Linked DNA regions of Homo sapiens: all the other regions are linked to region 4. A link is a contact called in ENCODE Hi-C or POLR2A ChIA-PET data. All regions are on one chromosome and are shown on one strand. The core of a region is the stretch at or near the end of the contact, and the rest is flanking DNA. Distances in the headings are between cores, read along the strand shown. Region 1 has its middle 130 kb from the start of SEMA6D. Region 2 overlaps LOC124900354 (a long non-coding RNA gene). Region 3 holds the start of LINC01491 (long intergenic non-protein coding RNA 1491). Region 4 holds the start of SEMA6D (semaphorin 6D). Region 5 has its middle 200 kb from the start of SEMA6D.

Evidence for each region. Hi-C counts contacts between places; a loop is a spot of excess contacts on that map. ChIA-PET counts read pairs that join two places held with the same protein, here RNA polymerase II (POLR2A). Pooled maps may share reads with other maps.
Region 1: a map of heart left ventricle shows a loop between it and region 4 (2.0-fold over the local background). The contact joins the enhancer-like site here to the promoter of SEMA6D in region 4. A Hi-C loop is called at or near these places in 3 of 168 maps with a recorded cell type or tissue (IMR-90 and heart left ventricle) and 1 of 50 pooled maps. POLR2A ChIA-PET finds 5 or more read pairs at or near these places in 2 of 52 experiments (A673 and activated naive CD4-positive, alpha-beta T cell).
Region 2: POLR2A ChIA-PET joins it to region 4 with 15 read pairs in Caco-2. The contact joins the enhancer-like site here to the promoter of SEMA6D in region 4. A Hi-C loop is called at or near these places in 3 of 168 maps with a recorded cell type or tissue (Caco-2, DLD1 and GM12878) and 3 of 50 pooled maps. POLR2A ChIA-PET finds 5 or more read pairs at or near these places in 3 of 52 experiments (AG04450, Caco-2 and MCF 10A).
Region 3: a map of dorsolateral prefrontal cortex shows a loop between it and region 4 (8-fold over the local background). The contact joins the promoter of LINC01491 here to the promoter of SEMA6D in region 4. A Hi-C loop is called at or near these places in 3 of 168 maps with a recorded cell type or tissue (dorsolateral prefrontal cortex and psoas muscle) and 6 of 50 pooled maps. POLR2A ChIA-PET finds 5 or more read pairs at or near these places in 2 of 52 experiments (AG04450 and MCF 10A).
Region 5: a loop to region 4 is called in a map of chondrocyte, with 2.1 times the contacts of the local background. The contact joins the enhancer-like site here to the promoter of SEMA6D in region 4. A Hi-C loop is called at or near these places in 24 of 168 maps with a recorded cell type or tissue (MCF 10A, PC-3, Right ventricle myocardium inferior and 10 more) and 12 of 50 pooled maps.

Annotation. Positions count from the first base shown.
Region 1 is chr15:47,584,193-47,590,403 of GRCh38, reverse strand. It overlaps a transcript of SEMA6D not described here. Among named protein-coding and RNA genes, the nearest start is that of SEMA6D, 130 kb to the left of the region's middle. Within about 2 kb of position 2,268, at least 3 of the 41 ENCODE cell types and tissues checked have a DNase peak (open chromatin) inside an H3K27ac peak, as active enhancers do; they include A673, where a contact is called at or near this core.
Region 2 is chr15:47,959,823-47,965,712 of GRCh38, reverse strand. All of the region lies in intron 1 of LOC124900354 (a long non-coding RNA gene), which reads right to left. LOC102724553 (a long non-coding RNA gene) reads left to right here. Exons shown (of 3, transcript XR_001751520.2): 3 at 5,088-5,890. Among named protein-coding and RNA genes, the nearest start is that of LINC01491, 120 kb to the right of the region's middle. RefSeq lists an enhancer at 3,702-3,761. Within about 2 kb of position 3,777, at least 2 of the 41 ENCODE cell types and tissues checked have a DNase peak (open chromatin) inside an H3K27ac peak, as active enhancers do; they include GM12878, where a contact is called at or near this core.
Region 3 is chr15:47,842,537-47,848,034 of GRCh38, reverse strand. LINC01491 (long intergenic non-protein coding RNA 1491) reads left to right here and starts at 1,799. Exons shown (of 5, transcript NR_120336.1): 1 at 1,799-1,906; 2 at 3,070-3,197.
Region 4 is chr15:47,714,593-47,720,769 of GRCh38, reverse strand. SEMA6D (semaphorin 6D) reads right to left here and starts at 3,265. Exons shown (of 19, transcript NM_001358351.3): 1 at 3,078-3,265. RefSeq lists a silencer at 3,144-3,438.
Region 5 is chr15:47,512,176-47,517,956 of GRCh38, reverse strand. It overlaps a transcript of SEMA6D not described here. Among named protein-coding and RNA genes, the nearest start is that of SEMA6D, 200 kb to the left of the region's middle. Within about 2 kb of position 3,681, at least 2 of the 41 ENCODE cell types and tissues checked have a DNase peak (open chromatin) inside an H3K27ac peak, as active enhancers do; they include PC-3 and endothelial cell of umbilical vein, where a contact is called at or near this core.

The DNA of each region.
Region 1 (6,211 bases), core at 1,019-3,518, 130 kb after region 4:
TCCTTCCCCCAGCCCCCCACCCCCTGACAGGCCCTGGTGTGTGATGTTCCCCGCCCTGTGTCTAAGTGTTCTCATTGCTCAATTCCCACCTATGAGTGAAAACATGCGGTGTTTGGTTTTCTGTCCTTGTGATAGTTTTCTGAGAATGACGGTTTCCAGCTTCATCCATGTCCCTGCAAAGGACATGAACTCATTCTTTTTTATGGCTGCATAGTATTCCATGGTGTATCTGTGCCACATTTTCTTAATCCAGTCTATCATTGATGGACATTTGGGTTGGTTCCAAGTCTTTGCTATTGTGAATAGTGCCGCAATAAACATACGTGTGCATATGTACAGAGACCCTATTTCTAAATAAGGCCAAATTCTGAGGCAATGGGGGTTAGGACTTCAACATATCTTTTGGAGGAAAACAATTCAGCCCAATACAGACCCCAATCTAGAACCATCTAACTGAACCCAATCAACCCAAAAACTCTGAAAGATAATAATAAATGGAGGTTTTAAGCCACTAAGTTTTATGTTGGATTGTCCCATAGCTATAGATAACCAAAATGCCTTTCTTTACTCAAATCTACTCAACCTACTACAATTTGGCTTCTGCCAACACACTCTACTGATGCTGCTCTTGTAAGGCCACCAGTGACTGTCCTGGTGTTCAATCCAGTGGATGAGTTGCTGTTCTCGAGGGATCCCTTAGCCAATACCTCTACTTCTGTGCCTCCCTAAAGTCCATTGAAATGACCAAGGAAATATGTATGCAAGAATAAATTCACTAAATCCCTATAAAGCAAAGAAGGTGGACATGAGCAGACTAGAAACTTGGAGTGTTTTTTAAAGATGGAAAGTGGGTAGGATTGGATTGAAAGAGGAAGAGAAACATGGCCAAGGAGCCCATGGCTCAGCAGGCCAAGGAGAGGACCACTGGGAGGGCAAACACTTGCTTTGTCAGCAGGATCCAGGGGAGAACTCACACTCAGAGTCAGCAGGGGCTGGAGCAGGAACAGGAAGGCCTGCCAGAGTTGGAGCCAGACTGTTTCTGCCCCATCTCCCTTACCATGCAAAGCATGGTGGAGACATGCCCCCTTACCTACATTTGTTAGAAAAAATAGCACCTCATAGGGGAAGAAACATGAAAGTATTTCCCATCCATGTACCCTTTCTTGCCACCAGAATGGAGGTGGTGTGGTGGGAGTGGTGCCCTCTGCTGTCTAGCCATGCACACACCCTGAAGGAAGCCTGCCGGGAGGGGACCCTCATGTGACTCAGCCGGCATATCCACTCATGGTTTAACTACTCACAGCGGAGGGCTGCTCAGAACATGAAACACCTTTCATTCAGTGTTTCTCAACCTCAGTACTATTGACATTTGGTGCCGGATAATCCTTTGTTGGGGGTCTGTTCTGTGCACCGTACGATGTTTAGCAACATCCTTAGCTTCTACCCATTAGATGCCATTAGTATGCAGCCTCCCCATTGTGACAGTTGTGGCAACCAAAAACATCTCCAGATTGCCAAGTGTCCCCTTGGCAGACAAACTGCCCTGATCGAGAACCACTGCTTTTCATTTGTGACTGACAAACCCTCTCTTCGGCTCTTTGCTTATTACTAAGGGACTATAAAACTCAGTCCTCTAGGAAATACTAGTCATGTCTAAGTGTAACTGCCTTCTAAACCCCTACTCCCACTCTCTAAATTCTTCCAGGGACTTTACTTTTTCCTTCACAGACGGAGCCACAATGGAGACTCACACTTTAAGACAACATCCAGATGGCTGGTCTTCAAACTGCAATTGCAAATGCCTGCAAGGGAGGCTCTCTGTAGTCTCAAATTCGTGATTTGTGGTTTCAGATGTGTGCAGTTCTTATGCTAACTCAAAACTTTTCTCCAAGTAATGACTCTTTTTTTACGGAGTCTGAGGAGCATGGCTTACAAAAGAGGAAAGGCAGGAGCGGGCAGCTCCTGTGGCTCTGTCTGTGAAGGAGGGGGCAGCTGAAAGGCTAATACCAGGGATTTGACTCTGCTGAAGTCAGTTTAATCTACTCTCTAAAAGATAGGGGCAGAACAGGCTACAATTCTGTCCCCTAGACAAATGGCCTTGCTGGAGTTTCACTGAAGTTAATTACCCCTCTGAAAAGGCAATGTCTCTGCAGAGGAAGGATAGTGGGGCAGGAAATCTTGGAGAGTGAGAGGACAGACATGACTGGGGTCATGGCTGGAGTCCTTTGTGGGATCCTCTGGGCTGGCCAACTCTCATTAGAGGGACTAGGAGTGTGTATGGGATAGGGCGTGGGAGGGAGCCAGTGAGAAAAGGCCCTTTCTGCTCAGTCTTTCTATGAGTGTCAGGGGAATTTCTTCATTAGTTAGGCATCCAGTTATCTTTCCTCTGTGTTTTCCTGTAGAAGTAGCTGCACTCACGCAACTTCCCAGCCACTCTTTTCAGAGAGATGGCAACTGTCTGAGTAAATCAATGTTGCCATCTCAACTCTCATTTAGCTACAACAGTGAGCTCACCTGACAATGCAAATGGAGAAAGGGGAGGAGATTCAGGCTTTCTAGTATTTACTGAAATCCGAAATGTCAAAGTGACATCTCAATTAAAAAAAAAAAAGAAAGAAAAAGTAAAAAATGTTTTTATTGCTCCAGCAATCAGCAATCTCTGGCCCCACCACCTGTTTTTATAAATAAAGTTTTACTGGAACACCGCTATATTCATATGGTCTATGGCTGCTTACAAACACAGGGTAGATTAGCTGTGATAAAGAATGTATGGCCCTCAAAGCCTAAGATATTGACTAGCTTGTCCTTTAGAGAAAACATGTGCCAGCCCTGGCTTCGGATCACTGAAGGCAGAATTTATTTTGCACCATATATAGTGGACTTGTTTTTCTTATTTGTGCTATAACTAACCCTAAACAACTGTAAGGGTTTCAACATAAGACTCACAGTTGTAGAAGATATGTATAGATTTAGGGCTTCTTTATTTTCCAATGAATCATGCTCTTCAGAGAGGTCTGAAATGCTGTGGGACCAGAGACTAGTTTGGACCCTCCAGTCAGCAGAAATGTAAGATGGAGCCAGGGCACACAAGACAAGGGACTGTCTGAATGGAAGAAGTGTAGAGGAGGTGATGGGACCACTTTGAAACCCAGGACAGAGCCGTGACGGGTGGGGTGAGGTAGGGCAGAGGGGGCCTTGCAGGGCCCTCCTGCACTCCCAGCCAGCCTGCCTCCTTCAGCTTTGCTCCTCCCATGTGCTGGGAAAGCTCCTCCAGCCCCAGAAAGAGGCTTCCTCCAGCAGGTTGGGCCCATCAACGAATGCTGAAGCTCCTTCTTCCCGTCTGCTGCTCCTATACTACAATAACTCTTCTCTCTCTTTCCTCAAACCCAGACTCCCTGGAGACTTCAGCCTCTAGCCTACCCTTTGGCAGCCTTCCCAGCCCACTGGAAACACCCTGGGGAGAAGAGAGCTGAAGACAAACACAGACAGGTCTTGTAAAAAAAAAAAAAAAAAAACCTGTCAAATTTCATTTTGAAAATCTTATCCTACATTTAAATACAGTTCTAGCAAAAAATAAGTAGGGAAACAGAATTTTCTTTACAGACTGATGGCTGCCGGGTGGGGTGGGGGGTGGAACTTGTGAATACGTTCTACAGGATTTTTCTTCGAAGACAATTCATTTAATTCCACAAATCACTGTTACTATGAGCCAGCTGTTGGGGTATGGGGGGCGCTTTACTCATAGAACTCCATTGTAAAATGCTGTTGGTTTCCGAAAGTAAAATCTTCTGTATATAATGATAGGATATGAGACCATTTGGATAATATAACCACCTTTTATTTGTATTTGTGTAACAAAGCACTATGAAAGAGAGGACCATATTTGGTCTTCCTAGCCAATCTGAGAAGTAGATAAAAAGTTATAGCTTTGTAAAAATAAGTTAATTAAGGCTCACTGAAGTTAGCTGCCTTGCCCAACCAAGACTGCCCTACAGTACAAAAACGACATGAAGCAAGACCATGATTTCTGAGTTCTTGGCATTTTCCCTGGCATCCTTGATGTATCTTCTAAATTAAAGTGCTGGCTCTCATCTTCTAATAGGCCCCTATCACTTCTTGTAAGAAGTCCCTGAATTCCGTTGCCTGCTAAGCACTGTTTGTACACTAAATAAGGGATACATCATGAAAATACATCTAAGAGGCCATAATAAACAGCATATAATGGAACTCATTTAAAAGGCACCTTTTTGTCATTTTTATGTGTAATAAATATTAAAAGTAAGTGTCTCTTATTATTTAATTGTAGAAAGACTTGCTCATTTTAAAAGGCTGAGAAACAGCAAATTAACAGGTTTATTGAAGTGAGTATTACAGAATTTGAAGGAACCACAGTGGTCTCAGGTAGGAATGTAATCTTGAACAAATGGTCCCCCATAGTCTCATCCCTCCTTTAAAAAGCCAGTTAATCATAACAACTCTTTGGAGACAGGCTGTGTGTCTGTGCCTGGTGGTTAGGGCTGCAGGCTGGTGCCAGACAAATCTGAGCAAGTTTCTAAACTTTTCTCAACTCGAGCTTTGGCATATATAAAATAGTACTTGCTTATGGGGGTTGCTGTAGGAATTGAATAGGATAATACATTTTAAAAAATTACTTAGCCCAGTGCATAGCACATAGTAAATGATGGATCAATTTTTGTTATTGTTATCAATAGTATTATTGACATAAATAATATGTGTTTGGCCTCGCACCTAGATCAGTTAGTACTCTCCTAATTTCTGTGAAAAGACGCTGCTTGGTTGAGCTATTGGAGGCTTGCAGAAACTTGTTGTAGAAAAGGTGGCCTGTCTTTCTCTTATTTCTTGCTACACAGTGTCCTTGCCTCTATTAAGGTAGCAACAAGCCCCAGGCAATATTACCTTTTCAAGAAGAGGATAGGCTCCCATATTGGGGCTGTCAGAGAGAATTTGGGACATGAGAGCCGTTTAAATAAATCAGACCTGACAAATCCGATTTACAGATTAAAATAATGTTGTGGTATTTACCAACAGTATATATAGCAAGTTAAGACACCACCAACAGGCAGACATTGATTGCCTATTTTAATCAACTGGTATAATTTAGGTACCACTAGAAGCAAAATGCTTAGGAAAGGTAAATCTGATCATATATAATTTCCATTTTGATGCACTTAAACGTCAAGTAAGACCTTTGTGCAGGGTTTGTTACAAGGTGACACATCTGCTGTATTATGTGAGGTCACATCAGGTTTCATTTGGATGTTGGGAGAAGATCTGACTTGACATAAACAGATGCCAAACAAAGCATTAAAGCAATTTCACCAGTGCTTTTGTATTAAGATAGGCAGAAAGACGATGGACACCTGCTGCCTTCATACATTCCCTAAATCTCCGATGCCTGTGGGGCCTTATCAATATCACTTCCTCAATATCCCCACCTTTTCTGAGTAGAATCAAGAATCACAGCCTTGAAAGAAACTTCAAGAAGTCACTTGGTCTAGAAACCCTGGAGCAAGGTGATTGCTTAAGAGAAGCATGGTCTGGTTTTCAAAACTTATTTGTTGAATGAATACATGCATGAATGAAAAAATTCTCTTCACCTTCCATCCCCAGAAGGCTGCTTTGCCCTGGGGGTATGAGAGGAAATGGAAAGTCTAGAGAGGCCCCAGAGGTTTAAAGCCTCATCCAATCATTCATTTATTATTTGTACCCTGCCTACTTCTAAAACAGATTTAAGGCAGTTTCCAACAAAAGATACCAAAAATAAAGAGCCTTATCCTCAATCATCCCTTGCAGGGTTTTATTATCACTTTCATGATCATCAAACACAAGTATTAAATGGCTATTTGCATGAGATGCTATGCCAGGGGCTGAATAAATCAGGCAGAGCCAGGCTCTGACCTCCGCAAATTTCCATCCATTCAATTTGCATTCATTCACTCTCCTTTTTTTTTTTTCCCCTGAGACAGAGTTTTGCTCTTGTTGCTCAGGCTGGAGTACAATGGCACAATCTCGGCTCACTGCAACCTCTGCCTCCTGGGTTCAGGCGATTATCCTGCCTCAGCCTCCCAAGTAGCTGGGATTATAGGCGTGTGCCACCATGCCTGGCTAATTTTTGCATTTTTAGTAGAGAAGGGGTTTCACCATGTTGGTCAGGCTGGTCTCGAACTCCTTAACTCAGGTGATCCATCTG
Region 2 (5,890 bases), core at 2,528-5,027, 240 kb before region 4:
AGCTTCCCAGAAGAAGTCACCCTTGAGCTGAGTTTTGAAGGATAAGGAGGAATATAGGTTGAAAGCAATGAGGAGAAGGGAACCCAGGGTGGAGAGAATAGCACCTGCAAAGGCTGAAACAGGAGACAACAATGTGAGGCTAGGGAGGCAGGCAGGAGTTCCGTTACACGGGGCCCTGAGTGCAGAAGCAAAGGCATCTGCATGGCATCTGCTCTGTGGGGAGCCGCCAGAGGCTTTAAAATGTGAGAGTGGCTTGTCAGGTGTGACTGTAGAAAGTACTTCTGGTGTCTGCTTAGGGCACACTGAGTTTATGGTGACTCACGGAAGTCTATTTGGGATATGAATCTTCAAAGGGATAAAAGCTGGGTGTTGCTGCTGAGGTCCTAGGGTGCAGGGAGACTAGAGATGATGGAAGTGGGGGCGGGGGTGACTAGAAGGAAGGAGAAAAATTAGACTATTGTTCTCATCAAAGTCAGATGTGATGAGAGCCTGAGTTAAGGCACTGGTAGCAGAGACTAATTTGAGGACTATTTAGGAGAGAAAATCAAAGAATGGTAGGAGTGAGTGGGAGAAAGTCTAGGAGACTCCCAGGTGAAGCATGATAAAGTATATTTGCCAATTGTCTGGGAACCAATCTGGAAAGGTCAGTGAAACATCATGGAAAATAAAATGAGATGGTGAGAGTTGTATGAGCAGAGCTTCATTGATGGACATTCTTGACTACAGTCAGAGTTGTTGTGTGATCCACATGTGCTACATGAGCTGGCTGATGCGGGGCTGGGGGTTGGAGATTCCCAAGTAACCAAGACCAAGTGTTATGGGTTAAATTGCCCCCTCCCCCACCCAAATCTATATGTTAAAATATTAACCCCTAATACCTCAGAGTGTACCCTTATTTGGAAATAGTGTGTGATTAGCTGTTAGGATGAAATCATACTGAATTAGGGTAGGCCCCTTACCTGATAGGACTGATGTTCTCATAAAAGGGGAAAGTTTGACACAGACACACACACCAGAGTTTAAGGTAACATGTGGAAGTATATGGGATATGAATCTTCAAAGGGAGAGGAGCTGGGAGATGCTGCTGAGGTTCTAGGAGAAGAGTGCACAGGATATATGGCCCAGAATCACTCCAAGACATGGATGATAAAGAAACTGTGGTGAGAAGGAAAGTCGGGGCAGGGAGTGGAGGAATGTCTGGGCAGGCAGGAGGCAAGCAAGTGGGAGCCTGCCTTATTCAATAAGGTGAAAGTGCTGTGCATACGGAGTGCCTGTGTCTATTCAGACAAACACATGGATGCTATTATGTTGTCCTGCTGTGAATGACAGTCATTCTCACTGTCTCCTTCAGCCCATGAAATAGCTCCCTTGATCATATTAAATTGTACCTGGCTCCCCCTGAGCTTCAGGAAATGGGAGTTGCCATGTGATACTAGCATTAGGTTTGCAGATCCATCCCAATATTTTTCTCTTACCTCAATTTCCTGGCTCAGGAGCGAATCTTGGTTTACTGACTTATAATTCAAGGATGAATGAATGAAAAAGAATCCCTTTTCATGCGGAGTGGGTTTGAGGTGTAGACAAAGGCTGTCTGTCATTTTTTGGTGATCTTGTGTTTGTTCACTTCTGCTAGAAACATACGCCCTAAGTAATAATAACAACAGGATAATACCTTACATTTACAGAGGGCTTTGTACTTTACCAAGTGCTTTCACATGCATTATCTCATATAATCCTTGTATACCATTGATGTGAATTCTGGCGTGAATTTATACAATCCCATCACTACCATTGGTAAGAAGTTAATTATCGACTCATAATAATTGTAGAGTCCTTCCTGTGTGATCTTCACAGACACTCTTCGGAAGCCCAATGGAAGTTGCATTCTTACACAACAGGAAAATAAAACTTTCCGGGAATGGAGACATGTTTCTTTAGCCTATAATTTGAACACAACACTGACTGGGTTGGGCTTTGTGGGAAGATGCAATGAGAGATTAGACAGAGTCTCTGCTCTCAAGGAACTTAAGATTTGGCTAGAGAGACAAAACGTGGAAACAAAAAAGATGACTTGGTTAGAGGAACTTACAGGGCAAATGTTTGTGGGAGGTACAAGTTGGAAGGGAGGTGGATGCGGTGGAGTGTTCGCTGAACACTTCATTAAGAAGGTGGGGCTGAAAGGCCCTCATTTTATGGGAGGGGAAGTGGGAAGCTGCCCGCAGGGGGCACACTGCTCACCTTTCCACAGTGGAATTTGTTAAGCTTTGGTTTGCTTGTTGGAAAAAGTCAATGGCTTGCTGCCAGCAGGCACAGGTGTGCCTGAGCATTCACAAATGGCATTTCTTTGTGGAGCTTTGGAAGATCATCTTTTTGCAGAGCCTAGATATGTCCTAGAGAAGGTGGAATATTAGTTGTAGGCAGTGACTTGTTGCACTGGAAACAGCAACAATTTTCAGACAGATAAGTAGAACTTGCTTAGGGGTCAGCAATATTAAAAAAAGAAATAGGGTACTCCAGCCTAATTAGCAACTTTTGATTTAGAGTGAGTCTCTATTTGTGAATTGGATGTGGCCCAAATTGTGGTCCATGGACTGGCAGCATCAGCATTAGCTGGGAGCTTACAGAATTGAAGAATCTCTGACCTCACTGAATTTAAATCTACATTTTAATGATATCACCAGTAGGCACATTAAAGATAATCAGTTACTGGGAACTCAGAGCATGTCTTTGAGTTCCTACAGGGTCAAAAAATGTTATTTAACCCATGATGGTTCTAGTCATTGCATGGTAAACATAAACATTAATTTATAAAATTATTCCTATGCACAAATATATTCTTAGGTACAACTTACAGCCCTAAGAATAGCCACTCTCCCTCTCACCACCCTCAACATGGCCACAGGGCATGGCAACCCAGTCTTTTGCCCTTTGGGTTAGTTTATGGGGAAGGTCTCATGAATCCTGCTGAGCTGGGAATGAACATCAGGTACGGTGAGGAAAAAGCATGGGCTTTGTAGACAGATGTGGCTCCAGATTGAACTCACTTCTCAGACAATATATCCTTCTTTATAAAACAAAGCTATAAAAATAGAGATGTTACCTACCCTATAGGTTTTTGAAGTTTTAAAAATATATATTATTAATTACATCTAGAAAAGTGACTGACATATTGAGACTATTCTCCAAAAGCAAAAGCAATATTAATTTCTACCCCTATTCCCCACAAGTAGCTTGCTGTCTAGCTTAAGTCAACCATTCACCTCTTTGAGACTCAGCTTTCACTTCTGTCTAATGAGAATCAGGGACTGGATGATCCCTAAGATCCTTCCTGGGGTGTACAAGGAGAGCACACATGGGGATGGCTGCTGCCTCACTCTGCTCATCTTTGTCTCACCCTTGTGCTTCTTGGGCCACCCTTCACAGCCTCTGCCACCTGTCTCTGAAACGGAGGCTGGCAGCCTAGAGGAATTCTAGTATTTTCCTTGAAGGACCTATTTCTGCCAGGCAAGTTGATAGCCTGGGTGAATTGCATAGTGGTTAGAAGTACTAACACAACCAGGATGCCTGATCTGAGAAGATGGCTCCACTGGGCATCCTTGGCTGCCAATGTGGAAACCCAGATGAGCTCCACCCCTCTCCTGAGACATTTGAATCCTACTGAGAGACTCTGTAGGGATCCCAGGGCTTATGCTGCACAAATGGTGCCCAGCAACAAGTTTCTCTTCATACCGCAACTGAAACGAAACCTCTTAGTCATGGGGGCCCAGTTTTACGGAGGAAGTCGTGGTAACTTGCAAATTATCGAATTATGAGGTTTTTGAAAAACTGTTAACCCCAGTTCCCCTTGGCAAAGATGGTTAGGCAATTTTGTTTTTGGCTGGGGCTTCTGTAAACAAGACAGGATGGATGCTCGCTTTGTGGTTGGGAACTGCTAGAGGGCGCACTGCCAAGGTGGTTTCTCTGAGTCTTGTTTTTCCTGCTGACATAAAGGTTTCACCTGAGCCCCTGTATTTTTCTGGTCCTTTCTGAGACACAAAAGTAAAACAAAAACAAAGCCCAAAGAAATCAAAAACCAACTGTTAGTTTCTAGGAGGTTTGGGTTTGGAGGGAAAACAAGACTTGCCCGGTTCTTTGCTTGAACATGTTTGCTTCTCTGAGACTGGTCTCTTTCAGCTCTGCTCTGCTCTGTTGTTGCTCTTTTCTGTCATAGATGCCTTGCCATTTGGCCAGTTCTATCCTTCTACAATTTCTTCTTTTCTTCTCTTGAACCATGTTCTCGTTCTTATCACCATTTCATTGAGGGAGCCATTACTGTCTTCCTACCTACAGTGACAAAGTAGAACACGTCTCTAGTAGGATGGTAGGATGTTTCTCCAGTGCCAGAAAGGCCACTATTGATTGACCTTTCCACCTACACCTAAAAGAAGATTTGATTTCAACTTCCTTTTGCTGCTCTGAATTTTGAAGGAACAATGAATCAATATGTCAATAAATATTTATCAAGCACTTACTCTCCTCTGCCTTACTGTAGGAGTGGAAGAGCAGTGCTTCTTAAGTGTGAACACAGGGTAACTAAGAGCAGGAAAGCCTGGACCTGCGCTCCAGGAAGAGCTTGGCATGGGCTTGGGGAGGAGGGGGTTGTGGAAGGGTGGGGGTTGTTGGTGAAGCCTGAAAGTCCCACTCCAAGATTCAAGAAACTTCAAGAAATTTCATTCAAGTTTTATCTTAGAAAATAACATAAGGCTTCCATTTTGCTCTTGAAAATATGTTTTCATGTGTAAATAATGTGTAGATTATTTACCATGGAATAAAACCAATGCTCCTGGAAGATATTTGCTAGATGCTTCTCATCTTCCCAACAGGCAGTGGAGACTCCAGCAGTGTGCTGGCTCCAGTGTGGGAGTATGACCCCAGGAAACAGAGTGTGGTGATCACGTGGATGTTCAGAGGCAGATCCAATGTAGAATATTCTGCCCCACTATTCTCTCGCATGGACCTGTGCTTGCAGACCCATATGAGCCAAATTTTAATTCAGAAAATAAGATTCTTGTTGGTTTAAAATAATTATATTTGTTCTGCCTTTACAGAGTTACTAATGTGGAGAAAGAAGATTATCATGTGTGGAACGAAGGACAATATGAACATTAAATAATGCCCTGACTCATTCCAAAAAGAATCTGAGATGACCAATAAAGCCATTTTTAATTGTTTATTAGTGAACAATAGATTATGAGTGCTAAAGGGATTCAGGAAGAAGAAAGATCAGTGCAGAGTAGAGAAGTCTGATGGATGCATTGAAGAAGCTATGCTTGAGCTGAAATGACAAGAGAGCTGTTTTTCGCTTTCAGAATTATTATGTGGCAATGGTAATTGACAACAGAGAAGCTGAAGGTATGAGGACAAGGGTGTCTTATCTTTCCCCAGAAGTCTTGCTTGGCCCATGGGAGAATACAGGCCTGCACCTTGGACTTGGAGTCAGTAGATTCCTTCCTGTGATTTTTTACAAGCTCAAACATCCCCTGACTGAGTCATTCACCAGAGAAAGAGGCTTTTCAAATGATTTGTGCATTAGCTATAGTCTGCCTTATTCAACCCCATTTTAGTGTCACAAAAGCTTCTTCTTCCTACATTGTTAGAGCCTTTTTGACTTTTCTGAAACGACATCTGCTCACCTCTTGGGTAACACCCTGCAGGGCTCAGTCGAGCTCAGTCACCCTTCACTTTTTTTTTTTTTTTTTTGAGCCAGTTTTGTAAGGTGCTGAGGGAGGTTTGTATTAGTCCTTGTTGCCCCTAGAAGAAATAACAGCTATAATTTTGGCCCCGAAGAAAAGGAACAGGTATGACTATTCTCTCTCTTTCTCTCAAACCACAATCTACTCTAGGGAGGAAG
Region 3 (5,498 bases), core at 550-3,049, 130 kb before region 4:
CTCCTGTGTTCACGCCATTCTCCTGCCTCAGACTCCCGAGTGGCTGGGACTATAGGCACCTGCCACCACACCCGGCTAATTTTTTGTATTTTTTAGTAGAGACGGGGTTTCCCTATGTTAGCCAGGATGGTCTTGATCTCCTGACCTCGTGATCCACCTGCCTTGGCCTCCCAAAGTGCTGGGATTACAGGCGTGAGCCACTGCGCCCGGCCAAATTTTCTATATTTTTTGTGATTATTTTCAGTGTGCAAGTGTTTCCTGTAATTGTGTAGAGTCTGTTATTAACTCTATCAACTCAGATACATTCTCCATGTGTTCCTCAATCCTTATGCCCTGACTTCTGCCCCATATACACACACTGCCCCCCCCACTCACACAGGTGTGTCCTCCCGTGTGCACACACACTCATATATACAAAAATATGCAGCAATAGGAGTCTACTCTGTTAATTCAGAAAATTTGCTCTCTCTGTTCTCAGGTGAGGTAACAGAATGCCTTTGGTTCTTTTTATATCTTCCTAGGTTCTTTGTATCATATCAGTTACCAGAGTCCTCTAAGAGTAAGTTCAAAACCTTTAGCTCTATGCCCACAGAGTAGTTTACAGCCATGGAAGAATTTATCCTTGTCTTATTTAGAAAGGATTTCTCTCAGAAGAAAATAGAGGGCTCTTTCTTTAACTTTATTGTTTAATACACTCACTCATGCATGCAAGCATTGATTCATCCAGTAAATGTTATTTCTGCATACCTACTTTATGCCAGCCTATGAGAGTAAACTCCATTCTATATCCTTACTTAGCTCACAAAGAAGCAAGGGACACATTCATCAAACACTAACTTCATGACAACATGACAAATTAGGTAGTGGACAAGAGTGCTCAGTGTCAGGGGTGGGCATGCTGAGGAGGGAGTGACGAGCTCTGCCTGCCTACCAGAAGAGATGGTATTTGAACCAGGCCTTCAGGAATGCTGTGCACTTCTAGAACTTGGCAGAGGGTGAGGGGCTGCAGCCTAGGAGAGGGAACAAAGCAGGAAAGCACACAGCATGTGTGGGGAGCGACAGGTGGTATGAAGTGACGGTAGTTGAACTCAAGGTTGCAAAAGCCAAGAGTAGGCAGGTTGTGAGGAGCATAAGGGCTGGGTCTGTCCTGGGGATTTGCCTACTTCTTTCTTGACCTTCAGAATATTTTTAAATTCTAAGTATAAATACGGAGATTAGAAAGTCTTCTGCAATGTTGGATTGGAAAATATGAGAAACAATCAGGATACATTTTGGTGGTGGTGGCCAAAATAATGACGACCTCCTCCTCCTCCTCCTCCTTCTCCTCTTCCTCCTCCTCTTCCTCCTCCTCCTCTTCTTCCTCTTCTTCCTCCTCCTCCTTCTCTTTCCTCCTCTTCTTCTTCCCCTACTCCTTCTTCTTCTCCCCTTACTCCTTCTTCTCCTCCTCAATTATCTTCCTCCTCCTTGTCCTCCTTCTCCTGTTATAAAATAGTAGGAATGCATGATTTTGCTATAATTTTGCAAACAATAGTGCATAGAATGCCTGGACATGGGGAAATTTGGGTGCCACTCTGTACTAGTTTTCTATTCAGAAACAAGATGCAGTTATCTCATACACATAAAATGTTAATGAGCTGAGGCTCTGTGCCCACTGTGAACTACCCATGGCCTGGATCTGCTGTGGAGAACTCTGGAGATTGCTGGGTAGAATGTCAGAATTCAAGTGACCTCAAAGCCCTATTGTGACCAAATGGCTCTTGGTATGAATAGGGATGTTCACACTCAGGCCTGTGACCACAGAAAAAGTAGCCAGCCCACCATCCCTAGATGATTTTGCAGTCTTTGCACACCAGTGTGGCCATAGGCTTGTTTTCTCCTGGACTGAGCCTGCAGATCCTATGAGCAAGTAGGAAAATCTAATGTGAAAATATATGCCTTGCATAGGTTGTAATATCCAAAAAGTTACCACAGTGGAAAATGACTAATTAACCTTGTTGATCCTGGAGAGCCAGTACTTCGATCCTATGAGCCAAGACCATGTTAGTTTGCCAGGCAGGTTAGGCTAATCAGAGTTGGCCAGGATATTTTGTGCATACAGACACAGCCTGGATACCCACAATAAATAGTTTCTTGGCCTGATTTTCAATAAGCACTCCTTGTACATAGGGTTACTTCTGAACTTCCATTGTTGACCTAAGCAGCCTACTACTCTAACCTCTAAAGGACCAGTGCAGCAGGCATCCAGCCTTGCAAGCTCGCAGTCATAAACATTTTTCTGAGCTCACATAAGCCCATCCCAGAAACACCTTCATGCATTTCATAAAAGGACATAAAGGATCAATGAGTTGAATTTTGGCAAACCTAAGCTTCTTATACTTTAACTATTTTCTCTAAACTCTGTCTCAGCTTTCTTCGTTCATCTATGACAATTCTTCATCTATCATCAGATTTCTCATTATTGATCCCCACTCCACCCCTGCCACTCAAACAAGTTGGTTACTTTCTCTGTATTTGCTCAGTCAATTTCTTTTTTCTCACCTAAATTTGTCTCCCTCTAGCTCTTGTGGCTCTGGCTTATTTTTTATATTCTCCATAACTCTTTCCCCAGTAACCTCTAGAAAACACAAATATCTTCCCTTTTTTAATTTGCATCTTAGTAAATATTTATTGAATGTATATTTTATGTCATTATTATGTGCTGTGAAGAATATAAGGGCAAGTTAGGATATTTATCCTCAAAGAGCTTACGGTTTAAAGAAAAAACTAGTTAGATAGACAAGTATACCCCGAGGAAAAGGTGACTAACAGTGACTAGAGGGATGAGACCACAAAAGAAATTGCATTTGAACAGAGCTTTAGTGAATGTGAATTATCTTTGATTTCTGATTGTGTTTAGCACTTGCTGTATCTTGTACTACGGCATGTAATTACACCTAATGTGACCGTCCTTTAAAACATACAATTTATTTCATGCCCAATTTTGTCAACTGTGGGTGGGATTGGTCTCCCTGGAAGAGAGTAAACTCCTTTAGTGCAAGCCATGTCATCTTTTTTTCTTGTATTCCTCAGGCATATGTCCTGTGCTCCACTAGTCCTAGCTGGATCGTGGACATATTACCATCATTACAAATATCAATAGTTTGTGATTACTTCAAACAATCTGAAGTTGAAGGACCCCAGATATCCTTCAAAACAGGGTATGTTGTTCAGAATTATAATAGTCAATGTGATGCATTTCAAAATACTGCTGTCCTTCTTAAAGCTACTGTACCACTAGAGTCTGCCTAATGCCTCCAAAGGATCCTTTATAGAGGCCTCATTAGAAACATTGAGATCTTGGAACCTAAATTTAGAACTAAAGTAATCTGATGTTAGTGGCCACATATCAACCTCTTCTAGAGCACAGTTAACTCTGCCATATGGTCTAGCGTAATCAAAGGGGAGGAGCCTTCACACCAAGCCGATAGAGCCCACATGGGAAATGTTGGCCTTTCATTTCTCTCTTTCCCCATGAACTTGGTATTTCAGTAATACTTGTACTGTTACCTGGTGGAGGTTCATGGCCTCAGGAAACTTTGGCTCTTGACTGATGATTTTCCCCAGGAGTTTTTACAGCCAATCTTCTTCCTTGTTGGAATTGCTGGGAAGTAGGGATTACCATTTGTGAGCAACCCAAAACATGAGGCAGTGACTTCACATTTGGGGTGTCAGAGTTACCCATTAGTTTCCTGCTGGAAGCAGTATTCTTCTCAGGTGATTCCATTCCTCTGTCACCTCCCTCAAACTGTAGAAGTCAGCAAAGCCAGAATGTTGGTTTATCAGACATCAACATATGCTTATTCCTCCTGCCTCTCCCCCTTACCCAAGAAGACAGAATCGAGGGCTAGCCACTTGAATGTCTCTATGTGGCATTGCTTTCAAGATTTCAGCTATCACTGTCATGCAGCAATACCTTTTGGATCAGGAAAGCCTCACTGTCTAAGGACCTGATTTTCTGGACTGCTAGCTTGTGTTCAAGGATGTTAGTTTCCCAAGCATGGCACTTAGCAGTTTTAGGAAACGCTGATACCACTGTAGCAATTTTCCCCAATTTGTTCCTGACAAAGAAGTCTCTTCAAAATTGAGTTGGCTTCTTTTCTTTTATTCAAAAATGCTGGTAAACACAATTAGCCTCATTAACCTCAGTTTCTGTTTCATAACCGAAAATTAGCCTACAATCACTGGTTTGCTGGAAAGCACAGTTGTAATTAGTCTTTAACTGACTGATATGAAAAATCTGTCTCTTCTTTAATTTCTCTGACATCTCAGTGAATATGAAAACATGTCTGAACTCTCCCACATTGGCACTGGGGACACGAGTAAAAATAAATCAGGGATTTAAATCAAGGATCTCAAGCTGAGACATGAAAACCGATATTCTTGTACGTAGAAATTGGAGACAAGGGGGCATTTGTTGGGGAGGTGATAAGCAGAAGGTAGAAACCATGAAGTCTGTTCTCAACACCATTTCTAACATGTCCAAAGGAGGTTACTGGGACACTGACATCTACAGGCAAAGTTAAATGATTGTCTGTAAAAAAAACACTGGGAAAAAAGTACTTGCTCTCTTGGCACAGGTGAAAAATCACTATCTCAGCCCTTGAAATCAATTTTGTTGACCCGCTTTAGCAACAATGACTTTTTTTGTGAGCAAGATAAGAAAGTCACATTTCCTGAGCAATCTTGACACTTGCGTTGTTCTCAGGCTAGCACTTAAAGTTGGGACTTTTAGTTCTTGTGACCAGAAAAGCTGAGATCATGAGTTCAATCAAGAAACTCTATGGTCATCATTCTTCCAGTGGCTGGTACCCTGAGAGAAAATGTCCAGTGCAGGAAAGATGAGGATGTTCATTTCCTTTAGCTCAACTGATAATCTGCTAAGACAAAGGGAAAGCAATGTGAAGTAATTCAACTAGGTGTTTGGGTCTGAGTTTAACAGAGTGTGGCCTGGGGAGCCAGCCTGTGACTGGCATCCATATGGTGAAGTTCATAAATCTGGGTTAGTCACTGAGTAGTCTTAGTCCATTCAGGCTGCCATAATATGGGGAGCTTATAAACAACGTCTATTCATTTCTCACAGTAATGGAGGCTGGGAAGTCTAAGATCAAGGCAGATTTGGTGTCTAGGGAGGGCCTGCTTCTTGGTTCCTAGATGGCAGTCTTCTTGCTCAGTCCTTGCTCAAACGTGGTGGAAGGGGTGAGGGAGCTCTCTGGGATCCCTTTTATAAGAGCACTAACCCCAATCATGAGGGCCCTGCCTTCTTGCTCCAACCACCTTTACAAAGGCCCCACCTCCTACTACTGTCACCTTGGGCTTAGGATTTCAACCCGTGAATTTTGGGGAGATGCAAGCATTCAACCTATAGCACTGAGGTGGCTAATTAAGCATATACACCGAAGTGTGGCCCTTTCATACCGTTTGCTCTTAGAATGGCATAATAGATGAATATCTCAAGTATT
Region 4 (6,177 bases), core at 2,016-4,515:
AATTACCAAGGTTTATTATGATGGAGCAGCAAGAAGTGAAGAACTTCTCCAGTTTCAATAAGTCTTTAGCAATTATGGCCATCTTTGTGAATCAAGGCTCTGATTCCTGTTTACTTGCTTGTGGCCTTTCAAGCGACAGAAACCACGACATTGATGTAGGGGCCTGCTTACCCCAGTCACAGTTACTGGACAGAGCCTTTCTGTGCATGCAGCAAGGAACTGAAGTCTTCTGGATTTCTAAGTTGTCCTCACTCTAAGGACTAACGGATTTACATCACAGCCATCTTTCAAATCCATCAACCCATCAAACCAGGGGAGACATGACCAGATGGTGCTATTAGAGGGCACCAAAAGAAAAAAAGAGAGAAAGAAGAGGAAGACGGCAAAATGCCCACAAATCTAAATCAAACTCAAGTTAACCAGCTGTTGGTGATGAAGAAGTCACAACATTTCTGGCATACTCTCCTGAGTCACAGAAATGTTCCAAAAAAAAAAAAAAAAAAAAAAAGAAAGGTTATTGATATAGCATCCCTACGAGGAATAAGGCCAGGTAGGAATATTCTGTAGGATGCAGTAAGAAATAGTTGCTAGTTGTTAATCTAACAAAATGTGCCAATGAAAGAAAACAGTCTGCTCAACAACACATTTTGGAAGCCTTAGGGTTATCTATTTAACTGTCTTTCTGGAAGTACATTCTAAGAGACCTAAACCAAACAAAGCACAGACAGTAACTATAAAAAACAAAACTCAGCTATGGCTGAACTATGGTTTATTTATCTCTAGATGTTTAGGTTCATGGTAATATAGACCCAAATCTCAGAGCTTATCTGGCATTTTCTATTTATCTAAGCCAGAGTAAATGTTTGTGTAATATCTGCCAGCTTGAAAGAATATGCCTGTCACTCACTACATTAAACATGACTACACACAACTTAATTTCCTGAGTTAGACACCTAAGAGAGTAAGGGGATTTATTTTTTAACAGCAAGAGTAAACCAGTATCAAAAGCTACTGTTTTTAAGCCACCAAAGGAGAGTAAAATCCTTCCCTTGAGCGGTCTGAGATGAGATTTCTTTATACTACAAGGAAGAAACCTTGAAAATTTTCTTCAAACAAGTATTTTTCCTATTCTAAGGGACAGAGATCAAACCAGTTTAGAAAAATGTTAGACCTTTCCCAGGGACTTCAGCTTTGGAATAAACAAAATAATCCACTTAATGGCCCCAAATATCAAGTAGGGGGAAGGGCAACCTTAAAAAGCACCCATAATTTTTATTACAGACTTAAAATTCTTACCGCCAGAAGTTTTGGGGAAAAATCGTCCTACTCATTGCCCTTTCACCCCAAGTAACAGGAAACACTACAGTTATTTTTAAAGGAAAGCCCCCGCTGTAGTGGCAGACATAAGGTCCAATGACTGTTGACGAAGTCTATATATCTATAGTAACGATGTGCTGCGCCTTCCCTGTGAGATCATCCAGCTGACGGCGCTGAGGGCTCGGGATGCTGGAACATCAGTTACCGAATGGTCACCCCAGAACAGGGAGTACTGCCCTAAGTTCCTCAAACGCTGCGATTCATACCGGGACTTCAATCCCCCTCCACACCCCCACCCCCGCCAGCTCCCTGACATTTCGCCTTTTAACAAGTTCAGGATTTAAACAATCACCTGACAGCAATGGTCCCAAGAGTGGATGGAGCACAAATTTTTCAAACCCAATTCTCGTGCACACTTCCAAGTCCTTTATGACCTTTCATTTCAATCCAAGAATTACACATGACAGAAGAAGCTTCAAGCCCTCCTAAATTACCCAAGGAAGGAGGCTACTGTATCAGTTTCTGCAGACCAGGGACAAACACCGCCGCTGTCAAGACGGGAAATAAAAGTTTCCCTACCTTCCTCCTCACCATGCCCCTGCCAGCGGCTGCCGGCGCGAGCGGCGGCTCCCTCCCGGCTGCAGAACGCCTCTCGTTGCCGGAGAAGGGGCTCAGCAAAATTGACTCTTCCTTATTTGTTTCCATCCATAATTGATGGGGAGATGAGAACGTAACACATCTCAGCACCGAGCTCTTGTCGCCTGGCGGAGACCCTGTCCAAGACGCTTCCGTAAAGCATTTCCAGTCGGGGAACAAAGCACGGAAAGTTGCTGGGTAGAGCGGCCGGGAGGAGACACCGGGAGCCGGGTGGGCGGTGGGGTGGCCGGTGGGCTGCTCCGGGCCCGGGAGTCCGCCCGCAGCGCGCTCTGCCAGTAAGGGGAGAGGGACGGTGGGAAGCGGCCGCCCTCCGGGCCTGGGCCGGGGATGGGGATGGCCAAGTCACCCGAGCTCCCGCCCCTCGCCGGCAGGCACTACCCGGGGGCCGTGCAATCCGGGCGCTCACTGACAGGTATCCTACGCCCGCGAGGGGCTGCTCCGGCCTCAACTGCGGCGCTGCGCCCCTTCTCCAGGACGCAGGCTAATGCTCGCCCGCCCGCTCCTAGCCGGGCGCAGAGCTGCCAGACCCCGGGCGTCCCAGCGTCCGCTCTGGGGCCAACGGGCGGGAGGGGGCGGCTAAGCCCGCAGGCGGCTCCTTCGGCCTTGGCTCAGCTCTCCCCGGCTGGCTCCTGGAGACGCTGTGCCCGGCAGAGAAGCAACCCCTGCTAACCCCAGCTATGTGCGGGGGACGCCGAGCTGGCTCTGCCTGGCAAGAAACTTTTACTTGATGCCCCCTCCGCTTTTTTTCCAAGGGGGTGCACAGTGGAGGAGGGCCTCCAAGTCCACTTGCCCCTCCCCCTAAGCCGCCAGCTTTGCCAGTTTTGACGCGTCCGCCAAACCTCTCTAGCCCTTTGCGCGTCCCTTGCACGGCAGGCAGAGAGAGCAGCTTGGAAAATAAATCAACTGTCCAGTGGCAACACACACACACACACACACACACACACACACACACACACACACACAGCGATTCGGGATCTCAGGTTCCGACCCCCACCGCGCGCACACACACACACACACACACACACACAGCGATTCGGGATCTCAGGTTCCGACCCCCACCGGGCGCCACAAGAGCATTAGCAAATTGTTGAAAACGGTCTTACCTCATTGGGGGGAGGCTGGTAAGAAAAAAGAAAAAGAAAAAAAAAAGCTTGCCACGCGCAAGGAAGAAAGAAAATAAAGAAAAATATTGTAAAAATAGATATCCCTCTGTCTCCTTAGGTCTTGGCTTCCTTGATAGAATCCTGAAACTCGCCACCACCCCTTGCAGCAGCAGCAGCAGCAGCGGGACAGAGCAGGAGCAAAACAAACCGATGCACGGCAAATGGTGTAATTCGATCCATCTCCAAGTCAATCCATCAGGCGAGCCGGAGCCTGGCTCCCTCCACGCACTCGGCAGCTCCCGGCGCGGGTCCCACCCCCGGGCACGGACGGCAGGAGGCGCGGCCGGCCGGGCGCGCTCGCCCTCGCGGGTGAACCGTGGCCAGCGCCGCCTGGAGGCCCCCACCCTGGCGCCGCGGCCCTGCTGACCCCTCGGTGGCCTCCGCGTCCCTCCTCTCCGGCGCTCTGCTGCGCACCCTCCCTCTCCCCACCTCTGAGTAGCTGCTCCTTCTAGCAACTCCCAGTGCCTCAGTCATCCAGCTCGCAGTGGGTGCTGCAGCCTGCGAAGCAACCTTTTCGATTCCCTCCCTCTTTCCCTCTCGCTCACTTCTTTCAGAGCTTTCCTCCAGAACCCAGAGGACAAATCACTGCAGCCCAGGAGAGCTGCGGGCGCAGTTGTTCCGTGAAGTTCTGCCTTAGTTTTCCAGTGTAAGATTTATTTTTTAAGCACATCTTTACAAACCCGCCCCCACATTACCCCCCCGCCCCCCATTTCTCTTTATAACCACTAAGCAAAACAGCTGGGAAGAAAGCAATCAAACATTGCTTTATCTTTATAAAATACAGAAATTGCCTACTAAAAATCCCATTTCTACTTTGAATGAAAGCCATTCTGTACAGTATAATTTTGCAGGCTAATGACCCGGTTTTACAGGCAAGTGTTTCATGTAATATGTTGTGGGAGAAATGAAAATGTCCTTGAAGTGACATCATTTAAAATTGACTGTCACAAATGAAAGGAAAAAAAAAGTCACATATTCCAAAACAAGAGGATTTTAATTCAAACTTCATTTCCAAGAACGGGCTGTGTTTTATTAATTTCCAGTTGAATTATGGATCACTGAGGGCTCTAAATGGCTAGAATGAACCATGATGCCCCTGTTTAAAGAAAAAGAAGAGAGCTTTTTCCGCCAAACTTAATTTTCATTTGAGTATGGTTAATTACCGTGAAAGAGAGAAGAGAGGGGCGCAGAAAGGACTTCCTTTCCTCAATGGTTCCTGCTTTCTCCCAAACACAGTTACATGTTTACATTTAGGAAAAATACCCTGGTCCTCGTTGTTTCTGAAACTTCCAAGGACAGCCTTGAAAAGGAACTCAAAAAAGACACCCCAAGCAACTGCTGCAGGACTCATCCGGAGAACTATTTCCTCCCTAGTTAACACTGTGTAACCCAAGGAAAGAAGGGGAGAGAAGGATGAGGAGTCTTTTAAAATATAGACTCTTTCCTGCTGTTCTTCCAATTAGAAGAAAAGAGTAGGGGGCGGAAAGAACAGCTTTGGCAACACAGCTCTGTGATTTTTTTCCTGTTGTTATTAGGTCTTTTGTTGGCCGGCTAGTTGGTGTTTTCTGGTTGTGCTGGGCTCTGACATCATTGCAAGTTACTTGGCAGTCAGGGCCCTTCCCCAGCCAACTTCTGACCCAGAAAGCTGTGCCTGTTTCCTGGCGTCCAGTTATTCTGTATTTTCTCCATCAAGGGAGCAAGCCCCCGTTGCAGGCAGAGGATACTGTGCATTGCATAAAGATTGCAAGGGGGTGGCCATTGGCTTGATGAGGAGTCAAATCGCCACCCACCTGGAGACAGAAAGCTCTTGAGTTGTCCTGCATCTGCAGTAGCAGCAAAGAGGGAAAAAAAATTAAATTCTGGAGATTCCTAAATTCCTTGCTAAAATTCCACAATCGTCAGCTTTCCAGAGTGCCACCTGAAGAGTGCAATTTGCCCTAGACTGAGTTCCTAAATCCAGGAAAAAATAAACTTTTAGATTGCAGAAGGATATGCTGGTAGGTCGTTTCAAGCCATGGATTAGCCGTGTTTTCAGTCTACATTATCAGTGAAGACTTCGGAGTCGATCCCTATATTTGGCTTGCTGGGGATGAGAGGTAGGAAGTAGGCTCTTCACTGTGGCATGGTACGAATGGTATCCTTTACCTTTTGGTCAAGACCAAAATATTACTTTTAAGCATTTATCATTTCCCTGGTTCCAAGAATCTTGATAGGAAAACAACGCTCCTTTTATTTGGATTTTAGTGGAAAGAAGTCTAAGGAAAACTGCTAACTCTTTATGCAGCTACCATTGTTGTGGTTTATTAGCATTTGGTCTCATCAGTTGATTTTACACACTTTTAACCTTTTAACTTTGCTACTTCTCCAGTCTAACTCCCCCCTCTCCCTACCTTATGCTTTAGATGCTAGCATTACCCAGAAACTTGCGGTTCACCACTGTGCCACACTGTTTCATGGTGTCTCTGCTTTCTGGGTACTCCATCCCCATATTGGTATGTAGTTTAATTTCTGCTTTTCCTGACTTCTAGCCAACAATTTGTTTAAATGTCAAAACTTGCCTCATCCCACTAGCCCCTACCATGGGCATAAGTGCTTTTCTTCTGTGCTCCCCTAACCAGTTCACTTACGTAATTAAGTAAATTGAAGGCAAATTACCGATTTAGCATGTCTTCCCCACTCGACACTCCTTAACAGCAGCAATCTCTATTTACCTAGACAGTCCCAGTGCCCACCACAGTGCCTGGCATTTAATGGACGCCCAATAAATACTTGTTAAACAGATCTAACAATGGAACCTACGACTTTCTCACACTCCCTTATGTGCTAAACCAGAGAATACAGTCAGCTCTAGATTGGATCCTTCTCCATTTATTCATCCTGCGTCCCCAGGACTCAGCAAAGTACTGGCATGAGAATGTTTGTTAAATGAGTAAAAGAAGGAAGGTATGGATGAATGGAGATAATTGAGTGTTTTCACCAGAAGAAATTGTAAAGGGCTCAATGCTTTACATGGTTAGTGATTATGCTTAAACATTATCTA
Region 5 (5,781 bases), core at 2,432-4,931, 200 kb after region 4:
AAAAAAGGAACAAAACAGTGGGTCAGGGTGGGCCAAATGACTCATTGTGGGGAGAAAAGCATGAAGCCAACAGAGGAGACATTTCCAGAAGATTGAGAAAAGACAGCTCCCTAATTTGTTAATGCTGGTTAAAGCACTTTCATTACTTGTTAAGGGTAGAAGTCAGTCTATCGAGGGTTATAAAAAGTTCAGAGTGAGGACCCAGAAACATTGGGTGGAGGCCACTTTGCTTAAACAGACAAACAAACAAAAAGTGGCATGAAGGAAATACAGCAGCTAAGAATATTCCAAGGTCAGAAGAAAAGTTCCCTCCCAGGTAAAGATTTCCTGTGTGGGAAGGAAGAAAGACGAAACAAATAAGCAACAACACGACCAACAAAAACAAAAATGACATCTTTGTTTTTTCAGGTTATATTTTGTTCCCAGTCTGTTTCCTGAGATATATCTAAAAATGAAAAAGGAAGCTTGAAATAGAATTCACTACACTTTTTAGAGTACAATATAGATGTGTAATGAACGCATAGAGAGGAGCAAATAGGTTTTCCCCATATAAACACACACACGCACACACTCACACACACTCAGCTCTCATGCCAGAGTCCTTCAAGTAGGAGGATTTCAGAGAGACCTCAAAGACATCTGCCTTCTAGTCTGAGAATATATGATCTAATTTCTAACATACCCATCTTGAAAACCCCTGGTTTTCAAAGCAGTAACTGATCACAATGGAAAAATCAGGCAGCCAGGGATTCAGGGGCAGCCATACAACTGCCTCTCAGGGAAGTATTTCCCCTGAAGTCCTAAGAGTAATAGATGACAGTTCATTTCCCATTCATTGTACAGCTAAAGAACTAAAAACACTACTGTCCGAGGTATTACTTTTCCTAGAAGTGCAGCTAGAAGCTACAAAACAAGAGAGTAGCACTGACTCCTGAAAATCATGTTTCTCTAGAAAGCAGCTCTCTGCACTCAAGGAAATTGTTTCAGTTCAGCACATCTGTCAATAAGTGTTAACTCTTATTGGGCATTTAAAGTTTACATTTTTAAATTAATTCTTCTTTTTACAAAAAAATGAATTATTCAAAACAGCTACTTTTGAGTGTGGACTCCTCGACACCCTGGGGACACCAGGCTCTGGATTAGCTCTAGGAGAATATTTTGGCACTTGGTAATTATGAGCAAATCTTATGACTCATCAATACGCATCACTTTGATGATGTCCTCTTCCAAGTAATTTCTTCTAAGAAGTGAGGCACCTCACTCAGCTGCAGCTGAGGGCACACTACTATGATACATATTAATTCAGTGTCCCCATCAAGGACACTGAAGGGGCTTTTCTGTCCCTTAGTTGCCTGTCCATAGGGCAACAATGGGGAGGAGCTCTGGAGCTCTGAGCAATTAGTATTCAAGGCTTCATCCTATATCCTGGAAAGGTACAACAAATTGATCAGATAATAAATTAGGCTTTTGTTAAATCCACTCAGTTTGACAGTAATGGTTAAATTCAAAACTAGATCATCAATAGCATTGAAAAGTAAGTTGACTAGTCACTTTGATGTGCCATGGGCTGCCATGATCTTTTGGGAGCAAATAGACAGAATTCACCATTTCATTCCAAAAGATTCTTTTGTAATTGCATTTAAGTTACTTTAAGGCCTGGCTACTTATTTGGTGAAACTGTACAAAAGTATCTGGCGGTTCAGCATACTAATGAGATAAGTTTACATTGAGGTAGCTAGGTGCCAAAATAAGTCACCATGGCTATAAAATTAATCCGGCACTCCAGAAACCAGGATGTGCAGAGTCATTATAAACAACAATGTTGCTCCCATAACAAAAGCCATCCATTCCACATGGCTCAATGGGGACGACTGTGCAAGTAGAATCCTATAAGAGATTATAAGTCTAAGGCTTAGTTCTGCAGCCAACCATAATTTGAAGTGTGGCTCTCTGGTTTCCAAAAGTAACTACCTCTGTCATCCTTTTCAGACCCACCCAAATTATAGCTTTGGCTGTGAAAAAGCATTGGGAGAATGACTGCATAGTGAGAAAAGGGTATTTTTTGAAAGGTAATTGCCCTATTTGTTGGTTCTGCTCCACATCTGGCCCACAGAGTCAAAATATATTAAAATGTCGTAAGGCAGCCTCATTGAAAAGTTGAACCATGCAGAGCTCATGCCTTTTACTAGCTGGAGACATATGCTCCAAATGCCAGATCATATTTTAAGAAGATGCTAACATTGTTCCTCAAATATTCTCCAAGGGGAAAGGAAATGCTCTCCACAAACTCTGCCTTTGCTGAAGGCTGCCTCCAGGAGAGGGTCCTTCCTACTTCTTTCAGAACTTTGTACTTCCTCTGGGAGGGAAAAAAAATCCTACTGTTTCAGAAGGCTTGCTACAAAAGTTTATATCCACTCTTCTCAAAGCATCAGGTGACAGAATATCTCTATTGCATTCATCAATTTATTCAAGTATTTGTTGAGAGCCTACTATGTGTCAAAGGTGATTTTAGGCACTTCACATATAACACTGAATGTCCTGGTGGAGTTGACTTTCATGGAAGGGGGCAGTGGGAAACAGATGATAAAAACAGGCATAATAACTAAAATATATAATACATCAGTAGGTGATAAAAGCTAAGGAAAAAAGTAACAGAAGACAGATATGGAGATTAGGTACGTGGAGCAAGAGGTAGTTAACAAGCGGAATTGGGTACTCTGGCTTATTAATAGGCCTCTTTGAGAAGGTGATATTTGAACAAAGGCTTGAAGGAGGTGAGGGAGTTAGTGATATTGATGGTTGGAGGATGGTCATTTAGGCAGAAGGAACAGCCAATGAAAAAGCCGTAAGTCAAGAGCATGCCAATCATATTTGAGAAAGTTTGGGAGGCCAATGTGAACGCTGCCAGGCGAATGCAAGGGAAAGAATGGGGGTAGGAAATGAGATCAAATAATAATAGGTACACAGATCATGTGGGGCTTACAGAACAGTGACCTTCAACTTTCAAGTATATATAAATTAACTGAGATCATGTGAAAAGGAAGAGTCATATCCACTTGGTCTGAGGCTGAGCTTCTGTATCTCTAATCTAGTGCCTCTGGTGCTGCTGCTCCATGGAACATATTTTGAGCAGGAGGATTTCTGACCATTGTAAAGGACTTTTACTCTGAACGCAGTGAGGATCCACTGAAAGCTTTTTCAAGTGTTGAGAATAGACTGTGGCCAGGGAAGATAAATTGGTAGACCAGTGAGGAGACTACTGTAATAAAGGCAAGAAAGCAGGAGGACTTGGGTCAAGAAAGTATTAGTAGAAGCAGTTAGACTATGGACATGTTTTCAAGATATAGCTTTCATAGTTTTCTGATGAGTCAGAAGTTGTGTGTCATAGAAGGAGAAGAATCAAAATTATGCTAAAGTATTTGACTAAAGCCGCTGAAAAAAGGAGTGGTAATCAACTGAAATGGGGAATGCTGCAAGTGAGACATGGTTTGGGAGGTAGGTTAGGAGTTTTCATTTGTCCATAATACCTCTGGTGATGTTAAGGAGGCAAAATTTGGAACTTGGAAGAGAGAGCTGAACTGGAGATATGAATGTGGGAGTGGTTGACATAAGATATTTGAAACCATGAAACTGGATGAGATCACCCAGGGAGTGAATGCACATAGAAAAGAATAGACCAATCGTGGCCCTGTGGCACTCCAACTGGTTCATTTCCTGGTGTTCTAAGAGAGTCTCTTGCCCCCAGGAAAAAACATAGAGGAAGACTTGAAAGGGAATTCTTTCTCAAATTTTGCTGGAAGCAGTTCCTCTGGACTGAGTGTTTGGGTTCTCCTCCAAGTCTCCCATACCACATCTCACTCATGCAAGTAATGAGACCACACTGTCCGTTTAGCAATGACTTGTGAACCAATGCAGAGTGGGTGTAAAGGTACAGTTTTCCACCCTCTAGAATCTCAGTTTCTATGGCGGAGCTGCATCCCTCTTCAAGGATTATCCTGCGAATGGTCAACGACTTGGAGTCCCTATATGATTTGTTGAAACAGGTCCAGCGCAAACATCCATTTGAGGTGGCAGAACAAACATTTATTAATGCATTCAACAATCTGCATTACAATGTGTAAGTACTTGCCTAAACAATTTAAAAGTTATAGAGAAGAATCACCTATGAATCTCACCCATATGACTGGTTCGGTATCCTGAACTGCTGAGCTTCGCTTGATATGCTTCAAGAAAAACAAACCACAGACACACGCACATTATCGTCATCATCTATTGCCCTTGGGAATCTATCTTGGATCAACTTCTCAAACCTGCTCATTCCATCTGGCCAAGCTTCTGTTGCAGATTTATCCCTTTGGTACCCTTCTTTTCTGTAACTGCTACCCTGTTAATAGGAGTTTAGATTGCTTTCGACTGGTCTGTTTTCCTGGAATACATGGCTCCATTCTACCCATGCCTAAGGCCAGCTGCAGTTCCCAAGACCAAGGAAGGGCAAAGCTGTTGGCTCCCTGCTTATTTAGGACTAGAGATGGTTAGGTATTCTCCTCAAGGAAAATGTAGTGGAATAGAGATTAGTACTGTAAGATTGCATGACAAATCAGCCAGAGTATATATATGTGAATATACATTTTGATGTATACATAGAAGTGGGCTACTAGTAGCATAAATATTAATATTATAATATAATTTATAGATACATGATACATATGTATCACAGATACAAATCAATCTGCCTGTGTTCCCTCTCAGATGATGGGGGCCACTTTTTTTTCAAGGGAGAAGACTGTTATTCCCCAATATCCACCCAAAGGTTAAATGTGTGCCCCATAATTTCCCCATTTCCATTAATAGTTCACTCTGGGTCTTTCATCCATGAATTTACCTATACCTTTTCAGAAGCTATTGAAATTTGAGAACGTGCCACCTCCTGGGGGTAATGACAGTGTTTTATGCATCACTGGGAAGTGACAGTGCAAAAGGTATCTGTTAAGGCCTGCCTTGGTTTGTGCTCTCATGGCCACCTCTCCCCACTGCATGGAACACATTTCTCCCATCTATAGACTAATCCCTGCCCCAGGATCTAGGACCAATCCTGTCTTTAATCACAAGGACTTAAAGAGATGTGCTTCAACACTTAGTTGACTCAGAGGCAAATCACCATAGTCACCAATTCTGTCAGACTGTATGATCCAGTTCTACAAGTGAGCTTCTGTCTTGTTTCTGAGATCAGCTTCCCACTTTGTGCCCCAGTGGTGGCTTCACAGTCTTTGTCTTGGTCCTTTGTATCCAGGTCCCCAATTTGGTAACCTGTCCAGGATTCTAGGCCTTTTAAGAATAGTCTCAGCCATTCTTCCTCATACCTAAAGCATCTGCCTGCAAAATGGGAATCCTTTCCCCAAACCCTGAATTGCCATTGTCTCCTGATGCTGCCTGTCTACATGTCTGTCTGCATGATGATGCTACATTTCTGTGCTCTGCCCACCTGTCAGGACTACACAGATATTGGGCATCTGACCCTTTACACTCATTGCCTCCTGGATCCTCCTGTTGTTGATGGTTTAACTGTGTGGATATTGCGCATGATGCATGGTCATTTTCTCTATCATGATCACACATGCAGGAGAAATAAAGAATATTAATCTGAGCCACTGCTTACTGCTCTGCAGATCACAACTGCTCAATTGAAGAGGGTGCCATATGCAATGTGGGAAAGGTGCAGCAAATCACAACATAAATAGCACCCTCTAGAGTTGTGCTGTGCAAAACCTGATGCTAACCACT